2 separate regions of the Homo sapiens genome follow, and region 1 is linked to region 2. Evidence: read pairs that join two places in POLR2A ChIA-PET (ENCODE). Cell type or tissue: HCT116. All regions are shown on one strand. Links, peaks and the distances in the headings refer to the core of each region. The heading gives the core; the rest is flanking DNA.

Region 1 (4,843 bases), core at 1,091-3,590, 860 kb after region 2:
AAACCCTTTTCTAAACTCGAGGTCACTTTGGCAGAAAATCTCTGGCAGGGATTCCTAATTCAGTAATGAATGGAAGTAAAAGATCACAGCTCCGTAACTAGTCTTCCACCATCAGGGCAAGACAAGGATTTTTAAAAACTTACTGACACAATTTCAAATCAAGGCTAGGCCATGAATATAAACTCAGCTACACTGAACTTCTGTGAGGAGACAGTTTTCCTAAAACTTAACTTCTGGGCTGGGCACCATGGCTCATGCCTGTAATCATGCACTTTGGGAGGCCAAAGTGGGTGGATCACTTGAGCTCAGGAGTTCGAGACCAGCCCTGGCCAACATGGTGAAATCCTGTCTCTACCAAAAATACAAAAATTTGCCGGGCGTGGTGGCACATGCCTGTAATCCCAGCTACTTGGGAGTCTGAGGCAGGAGGATCACTTGAACCCGGAAAGCATAGGTTGCAGTGAGCCAAGATCACACCACTGCACTCCAGCCTGGGGACAAGAGCGAAACGCCGTCTCAAAAAAACAAAAACAAAAAACAAAACAAAAAAAACTTAACTTCTGGTGACACTCCTCCTCACTCCTGGGGTCATATCCCCTGAAAGCTGTCTATAAACCCCTAAAACAAGGATCCTTAACTTGGGGTCTGTGGGTTCCCTGTGGGATCCTGCGGTCTAAGAACCCCCTGAAATCATGTGAAAGTTTGTGCACATGAGCAGTTTTCTGGGCAGAGGGTTCGCAGCTTTAATCAGATTCTCTAAAAAGGGTCTGTGGCCTAAAAAAGTACATAGCACTGCACTAAGATGCCCAATAGGTTTAACCTGTGGCTGCCATTCCTCACCTTGTCCAAACCCTGCCACGGATGCCAAACAAAGGCTAAACAAATGTCCAAGATGATGCAGCTTGTTAATATAGGCTTTTAAGTCTCCACATTCTATTAGAGGACCAAAACTAAAATCCACCAGAAATTCTCTGACTATATGCTGGTAATACAGAACTGAACTAGAAGTTCTTCCTCATCACCTTTGTTGGAAACAGAACAGGGTAATGCAGCAAGTAGTTTCTACCAGTTTCCTTGTTGGTTTGGGGTGGACTTGTTGAATTAAACAAGTCAGTCCTTCCCTTCCCACTTCTATTCACTGCTTCCTAACATAAGGGGAGGAGAAACAAAAATAAGAGTCTCAGCAATACATACCAATGTTACTTATTCTTCCCACTGCAAATACGAATTTTCCTTGAAGAGTTGTACAGTTGGGCCGGTCAGGTCAGATCTCTTATTCAAACAAACCTAAAAGCTAAAAAGATTGGATGGTAATGTTTTAAAGAACGAAAAAGAAGCAGTTTAATTGAAACGTAAGCACAGTCAAGTTCCTCTGCATTTAAAGTCTTTAGGGAAAAGACAATTTTGTTAATTAACATGTATGCCACACTCTTGAATGTTTGGCCTTTTTAACAAGCCTGCTGCGGGAAGGCTTTGTGAATCCACCAAGACTGACAGGCTCTCTCTGGTTTCTAGGACAAGTTTTCTGCTGTGTTCCTAATTCTGGCTAAAGCCAATTCACACTGCTTTGAACCTTTATCTCACAACATAATCTCCAGAAATGCCTAACAGGACAGGTAACATCTCTGTGTGACCAATGAAATAACTTAGCAAGGCTTGAGATCGAGACAGCACAGCCAGTCGACTTATTTGTTCTCTTCCAAACATACAGCAGGGACAGAAAAAAATATGAGCTGAGAAAAGTAATAGGGCACAGATGGGCTCAAAAACAAAGTACCAGAAACAGAACAGGGCCAAAAGCAAAAGGTAGGGGATTGCATTGCTTGTAGGGTCTGAGTTCAGACTATGGCCAGAGGCTGGCTGCTGAGAAGCGCCAGAAGCTAAAAGTGCTTGCTGTCAGATGGGGGACCTGAGCTGAGCCTAGTGCAAGAAGCTGCTAAAAGATCTATGGCTTCCAAAGCAGCAGAAGCAAAAGAGAGAACATGGGGGAAACAGCCCAATGTTTATGCAGCACTATCTACGTGCTAAGCTCTGCTCTTCAAACTTGACATATGGTAGCTCATTTAATCCTTCCTGTACCCTATGAGGTAGATGCTATTATTACCCCATTTTATAGACAAGGTAACTGAGACATAGAAAGTTTAAGTTACTTTCCCAGTGTCATACAGCTGGTGGGTAGAAAAGCCAGCTTTCATATCTGGCCCAAGAGATCCTCCTCTTAATCACCATGCTGTGCTACTTGAAGGCAGGTAAGTGAGAAAGAAAGAGAGGCAAGCAAGAAAATGGATGGTGCAGGAGACACACACAAGACACCAGAGGCTTGCCCAAAGTCAGACAGCTGTAAACAGCAGAGCTGGGATTCAAGCCCAATTTCTTTTTTCTGATTCTACCACACCAAAATGACCTCAGAAGAAAAACAAAGCCCATTGAAGGAAAGAATCAATTAACCTTCAGAACAGTCTTGCCCAGCTTCCAATTATTATCTGTCCCTATTCTGAGACAAATTAGTCATAGAGGACCAGGCTGTGGTGAGGTGGGGCCGGAAGAGCAAAGTCTTCAGCCACATCACAGGCCACCTGACCCCACAGGCTTGGCTGCCAAATGAAAAACAGGGCATGGACCAGATCAAAGATCCTAAACTGGCAGCCCATGGGGCAGGCAGTGTTGCATTCAGCTGGCATTTAAAAAAAATTAATTTATTCATTGCCATATTATTAACACCAGGAGATTTCAGATAAAAATCTAGATTTCTGGTTTCTCTTGGAAACAAAATCAGAAGATTTGGCAACACAGGGCCAGCATTCTCACACGGCAACAATGGACAGAGCTGAGCAGGGCTGCCCCGCTTCAGACCCAGCAAGCTCTCTCCAGGTGGCCACAGTCCCCACCACTCCCTATTAGTGGTGACCTCAACACTGATCCCTGGCCCGCTTTAATAATGTATGGTACCTGAATGGTCCCCGTAAGCATCTGAATATGCAACCTTTGGAGAAAAGCATCTAAGGTCCCTTCTAGCCCTGAAAAGGTCTGTGTTGACTGAATATTTGAAAAATATACAATCAATATATATATATATAAATAAAAAATCCCTAGAAAAAATGATGGAAAGGCAGAGTGGCAATGCTGATAGGATAACAAGATGTAGTGCCTTTTATTTATTGATATTTTCATTGAGGTTTATTTATACCTTAACTCTTTCCACAAACTATTTGAGACAGCTTCAAGAAAACACCCTTACTGAATCTATATGCATAGGGAAAGATATGGAAATGTATAAGACTGGTGAATGCTTTCTGGCTTCCCTTAGCTAGGTGAGTCCATGTAACTAAATTCTGGTCAGCTCTGGAGGGGTAGATCTAATTTTTGGGAAAGCTCCTTAGAGGGCAGGGAGTTCACCCTTTGTCTGCCCTTTTCCCTTCTTGCATCCCTGGAATGCAGAAAACATGGCTGCAACTCTAACAGCCCTCTTGGGCCATGAAGTGACCTTGAAGTCTCTCTAGGAGCCCCATTAAGATGACAGCAGGGCAGAGAGACAGAAATCTGAATTCTTGACAACTTAATGGAGCCACCATATCAGATCTAGACTGCCTATCTCAGGACTTCTTTTACATGAGAGAATGAGCAGTTGAAGCCACTGTGACTTCTAGACTGTTTTACTTGGCAATTTCTAAAGATATAGAAGGAAAATTATATATTCAAATCTTTATGAATGCTAAAATCACTGCGTTATAAGAGTATTGGCGACTTCTTTTTTTCTATTTCCCAAAATTCATAATGACTACAAACATTTTTATTATTAGAACAAAGCTTTAAAATAGCAACTAAGAAAATCTAAGGAGAAATTTTAAAACACTGGAAAGGAAAATATGTATGTCAACATACACAACAATTATATATGTGATAAAGCTTTAATGCATGTGATTATGCTTTAATTAATTTATCTGAGCTTTCTGACTGTCAGGGGGAAAAGGGAAACCCAGTCAGACCTATGGTTTCCAAAATGGAAAGAGAGCTAACATATATTGTGCTCTTACGCCCAGTGGCATAAGAGAAACTCTGTGGAAACAGGGCTTATCTGGCACAGAATTATTTAAAAAAAATGTGGGACTTTATGTAAGGGGACCTTGAGTGATGTGACAGACAATGTCCTCCCACAACTTTTTTTAAATAGCAAATGCAGTAGAGAATTAATTTCCTCAACCCTCAAAAAATGCCAAGGTTTTAAAATTCAATTCAATTCAGGGAAGGCAATTCTATGAGAGATTTATAATTATTGTGGTCCAACTACACAGCCTCGATCCAAGGTTTCAACCTGAAGTCCTGAGGTACAGGTCAGTTCTGCATGTCCCTGGGGGTACTCCCTGGAGTTTCAGCAGGCTTAATTAAGTACCTGACTACCTCCTGTGCACCTAGCACTGTGAAGGTTGGCAGTTAAGTAAATTCTCATTTTAACCAGGGAGAAAAGAAATTTATGTTAAGGCTATCTGTACTTTAGAAGCTTAGATAAAAATCAGTCCAGAAAAAAAAAAATTAAGCAAGGAAGTCCTCATGGAGCAGCTAGATCTAGAACCCAGCCTTAGCGAATGAAGTACAGTTGTTCCTCCTTAACTGCAGGTTCAACCAATCAGATGAAAATTTTTGAAAAAAAAGACAATAAGGCCGGGTGCAGGGGACTCACGCCTGTAATCCTAGCACTTTGCAGGCCGAGGCGGGCGGATCACTTGAGACCAGGAGTTCAAGATGAGCCTGGCCAATATGGGGAGACCCCATCTCTACCAAAAATACAAAAAAATTAGCCAGGTATGGTGGCACGTGCCTGTAATCCCAGGCTGAGGCAGGAGAA
Region 2 (4,843 bases), core at 1,261-3,760:
GAAACTCTGTCTCAAAAAAATATATAAATAAATACAAATAAAAGTAAAAAGAAGAGCTGGGTTCTCATCAGTAACTCTGGGCCACCCAGAAACTCACGCCCCTTTAGTTCTGGCTGAGCTGCTTTCCTTACCTGTGTGACCTCAGACCTCTGACAGCTTCTCTGAGCCTTGTGTCCTATTTGTAAAGTGGAACTATTAACACTTAACATCTTTCCCAGGATGGATGTGGAGGTTAAATAAAACATGGAATGTGGAAACACTTTAAAAACTGTCTAGAATCTCCAGGCGCAGTGGCTCACGCCTGTAATCCCAGCACTTTGGAAGGCCAAGGTGGACAGATCACCTGAGGTCAGGAGTTTGAGACCAGCCTGGCCAACTTGGTGAAACCCTGTCTCTACTAAAAATACAAAAACAAAAAAAAATTAGCCAGGTGTGGTGGCGCATGCCTGTAATCCCAGCTACTCGGGAGACTGAGGCAGGAGAATCACTTGAACCTGGGAGGCAGGGGCTGCCGTGAGCCGAGATCGTGCCATTGTACTCCAGCCTGGGCAACAAGAGCAAGACTCAGTCTCAAAAACAAACAAACAAACAAACAAACAAACAAAAACAGAAAACTGTCTAGAATCCTCTTCTGGCCTTAGATAGCCTTAAGGATCTATGGTTTGGGTCCTGCAGCTTTACAATATACATGACATATTTCCTTTTTTAAAAATTTAAAATATTTTATATCTTTTTAAAAATAAAATTTAAAATAATTAAAATAATTTTTAATTTAAGACTGGGTCTCACTGCATTGCCCAGGCTGGTCTCAAACTCCTGGACTCAAATGATTCTCCCGCCTTAGCCTCCCAAAGTGCTGGGATTACAGGCATGAGCCACTGCACCTGGCCACATGACACATTTTCAATGTACTTTTCCTGTGTCTGTTTCATGCCCTGAAGGACGGACAGGGTAGGAACAGAGCAGGGAGGGTAGCAACACAGAGTTTGGCATGGGCTGGCCTCCCTGATGGAGGAGGTGGTTGGGGTAGGGCTGTTAAATGGGCAGAAGTGAGGTGGCAGAAAGGCAGACAGTCTAGATGACCTGAACCTGAATCCTGGCCTGCGACTGGGAGACCTTGGGCAGGTCACTTATAAACTCTCCAGCCTCCCTTAATTCTTGAGGATGAGAATGTTATTGTGAGGATTAAAAAGAAACATGTTTAAAGCACTTAGCATGGTCCTGGACATGTTTTCAATCTCCATGAGTTTTATTTAATTATTAAATAGGAGAAACAAATTAGAAACTCAGGAATACCTGAATGCAGTCTGGGTTCATTCAGAAATGAACATTTGATCCACTAAGGGAGTGTCTGATTTTCAAATGACTTATCTTCATTTAATAATATTTAATTGGCTTAGAATGGCAGAGTATGGGTTCTCTAGGTTGGAAAGGACATTAGGCAGGGCTTGCGGTGTGGCCCCAGGAATCCTGGGCTCAGCAGAGCTGCCTCAGTGTCAGGAAGGCCCAGTGGGCAGAGTTCCAGGGATTTGCCCCTGAAAGAAGTTTGTAAACCCCACAGTTCAATGCATAAACCCATTCTGATATTCCTGGTACGAGACTGAGGCCCTTCTTTGAACAATTCTGTAACATTAGACATCACTACCTTTCTTTATTGGAACAGGAATCTACTGCCCTGTTAGGGCCATCTGTGTCCAGCTTCTAGATCTGATTTCCAGAATTCTCCATTCTTTTTTATTTTAACTTTTTTTTTTTTGTAGCAATGGGGTCTTCCTATGTTGTCCAGACTGATCTCAAACTCCTGGGCTCAAGCCCTCCTCCTGCCACAGCCTCCCAAAGTGTTAGGATTACAGGCATGAGCCACCACACTTGCCTGAATTCTTCATTCTTAAGAAACAGCTTCCAGCATAACCCACAGGAACTGCAGGGTTCTGCCCCATGGGCCCTCCTGAGGAAGCTTGGGGACTGACGGCTTCTGCTGAGCCTCAGAAGAAGGAAGGAACCCAGCATCCTTGAGAATCCGTTTTTAGGCCGAGGTGGGTGGATCACTCAATGCCAGGAGTTCGAGACCAGCCTAGCCAACATGGTGAAACCCCGTCTCTACTAAAAATATACAATTTAGCTGGGTGTGATGGCACATGCCTGTAATCCCAGGTACTCTCAGGAGGCTGAGGCATGAGAATTTCTTGAACCCGGGAGGCAGAGGGTGCAGTGAGCTCAGATCATGCCACTGCACTCCAGCCTGGGCAACAGAGGGAGACCCTGTCTCAAAAAAAAGGGGAAGTCAATTTTTTTTAGAAATTCCTGTTGAAGTCCAATAACTCAGGGACCAGAGGCCTTTGAGACAGTGAGCTCTGTCCTCTGTGAAACCATAGCTTGTTATACAACAGGCTGTAATTAATATCTCCAGGAGTCTGAAAGACACCCCATCACTAATAAAAAATGAAAGCCGTCTGGGCCCAGTGCCCAGAGCCTGCAGACTCCTGCCAGGCCGGGATCCTCCAGCAGAGAGCGCTCACAGGGACAAGACACGTCAACCATGCCCCTACAGTCCCAGCCTCCAAATTGCAGAACACAGCTCTGTCCCACCTGGTTTTGCTCAGCCAGAGCAGGGCAGGCACCAGAAGACCTGCTTCTTCAGGGTGTGAGCCACTCAGAGGACAGACCTGGGCGTGTTGGGGTCAGGTGGGGGAGAGGGAGAATGGGGCACCTGCTTCAGGAGTGAATTTCCTTTGATTCCCAACTTGCACATCTGTTTGTTGCCCATTTTGCAAGGATTGGGCTTCCACTCTGGTGTAGGGCACATGGGTTCAGCCAGAACTTTCCTGCACACTGCTGCTAGATTCACTTGCTGAAAACACCTCTCAAATCGCACCACTCTTTTACTCAAGAACCTGTAACGACCCCATGTCCATGGTATCAGGTGGACTTTTCTGACTGGTGTCAAGGCCTTTGGTAATTTGCCTTCTCTGTTCCAATCTGCATCGTCTCTACATAGGCAGGCTGGTCTCCCTCTCTGGCTGCCCCAAACTGCCACCCAGTTTCTATTCCATAAAATGGCACCAGTAGTGCCCACCTCCTAGAGTTACCGTCGTGTGGCTTAAACAAGAGAACACATGTGAACCACACGCCTGGCATATAATAGGCACTTATAGTATGTTAAATGTTTGTGATGTCGCTGCTGCTACTGAACTCATTCCTTCCTTTGTAACTTCCCCCTTCCCTTCTCCCAGCCAAAACGTTTCTGCCCTTTACAGCTCAGCTCAAAGCTCCTCTTCTTCTTGGAAGTCATCCAGGATCATCATGTAACTGTGTTTCCAAACCTGGGGCACTTCGGAATCACCTGGGGTTTTTTTTTAATGTCTTTTTTTTTTTTTTTTTGCTTGGTTAAACATTATTTTAGTGGTAACAATGCTTTTATTACTTTTTTACCATTGTAATCATTTTTAATGTAAAATTTACCATCTAAACAATTTTTTTTTTTTTTTGCAGACGGAGTTTCTCTCCTGTCACCCAGGCTGGAATGCAATGGCATGGTGTCGGCTCACTGCAACCTTTACCTCCCGGGTTCAAGTGATTCTCCTGCCTCAGCCTCCTGAGTAGCTGGGATTACAGGCACCCACCATCATGCCTGACTAATTTTTGTATTTTTAGTAGAGACGGGGTTTCGCCATGTTGGCCACGCTGGTCTCGAACTCCTGACCTCAGGTGATACATCTGCCTTGGCCTCCCAAAGTGCTGGGATTACAGGTGTGAGCCACCACGCCCGGCCTCTCATAGAGGTTTTGATTTTCACTTGCTGGATGATTAGTGATGTAAGCACCTTTTTATATACCTGTTGGCCATTTTTATGTCTTTCTTGAGGAAATGTCTGTTCAAGTGCTTTGGCAAATCGAGTTACTTGCTTTTCTGTCACTGAGTTGTAAGAGTTTGTTGTTGTTGTTGTTGTTTTGTTTTGTTTTGAGACAGAGTCTCGCTCTGTCACCCAGCCTGGAGTGCAGTGGCGCAATCTTGGCTCACTGCAACCTCCGCCTCCTGGGTTCAAATGATTCTCCTGCCTCAGCCCTCCGAGTAGCTGGGATTACAAGAGCCCGCCACCACACCCGGCTAATTTTTCTATTTTTAGTAGAGGTGGGGTTTCACAAAGATTGGCCAGACTGGTCTCAAACTCCTGACCTCAGGTGATCCACTCGTCTCGACCTCCCAAAGTGCTGGGATTACAGGCGTGAGCCACCGTGCCCAGTCATTTTTTTTTTCTTTTTGAGATGGAGTTTTTGCTCTCTCGCCCAGGCTGGAGTACAGTGGTGCGATCTTGGCTCACTGCAACCTCTGCCTGCTGGGTTCGAGGGATTCTCCTGCCTCAGCCTTCCGAGTAGCTGGGATTACAGGTGCCCGCCACCATGCCTGGCTAATTTTTGTATTTTTTGTAGAGACCTAGTTTTACCCTGTTGGCCAGGCTTGTCTCAAACTCCTGAAGTGCTGGGATTACAGGAGTGAGCCACTGTGCCAGGCCGAGTTGTAACAGTTCTTTATATATTTTGAATACTAATTCCATTATCAGATACATGGTTTGCAAAGATTTTTCTCAGTCCATAGACTGCTTCCCATTTTGTCTTCTTTGCTGTGCAAAAGGTTTTTTCTTTAATCTAGTTCCATTATTTATTTTTGCTTTTATAGCTTGACCTCTTGGTATTATATTAAAAAATAATTGCCAAGACCAATGTCAAGGAGCTTTTCCCCTGTGTTCTTATCTAGGAGATTTATGGTTTCAAGTTTTACATTTAGGTCTTTCATCCATTTCGATTTGATTGTTATGTATGGTGTATGATAAGGATCCGATTTT

The links. ChIA-PET counts read pairs that join two places held together with the same protein. Peaks named below come from ENCODE experiments on the same cell type or tissue, not always from the same donor. Only the 100,000 strongest peaks of a DNase experiment are listed, where the experiment ranks them.
Region 1: POLR2A ChIA-PET joins it to region 2 with 5 read pairs; 1 of 35 experiments calls an interaction of 5 or more read pairs at or near these places.

Annotation. Positions count from the first base shown.
Region 1 is chr15:89,110,176-89,115,018 of GRCh38, reverse strand. It overlaps ABHD2 (abhydrolase domain containing 2, acylglycerol lipase), which reads right to left. Exons shown (of 11, transcript NM_152924.5): 2 at 1,195-1,294. Among named protein-coding and RNA genes, the nearest start is that of ABHD2, 24 kb to the right of the region's middle. RefSeq lists enhancers at 2,029-2,158, 3,232-3,770. In HCT116, for the core only: no CTCF peak of the experiment used is centred there; a DNase peak (open chromatin) is centred at 2,518; H3K4me3 peaks cover 516 bases; H3K27ac peaks cover 506 bases.
Region 2 is chr15:89,969,399-89,974,241 of GRCh38, reverse strand. No RefSeq gene overlaps it. Among named protein-coding and RNA genes, the nearest start is that of ZNF710, 30 kb to the left of the region's middle. In HCT116, for the core only: a CTCF peak has its summit at 2,505 (motif pointing right); a DNase peak (open chromatin) is centred at 2,541.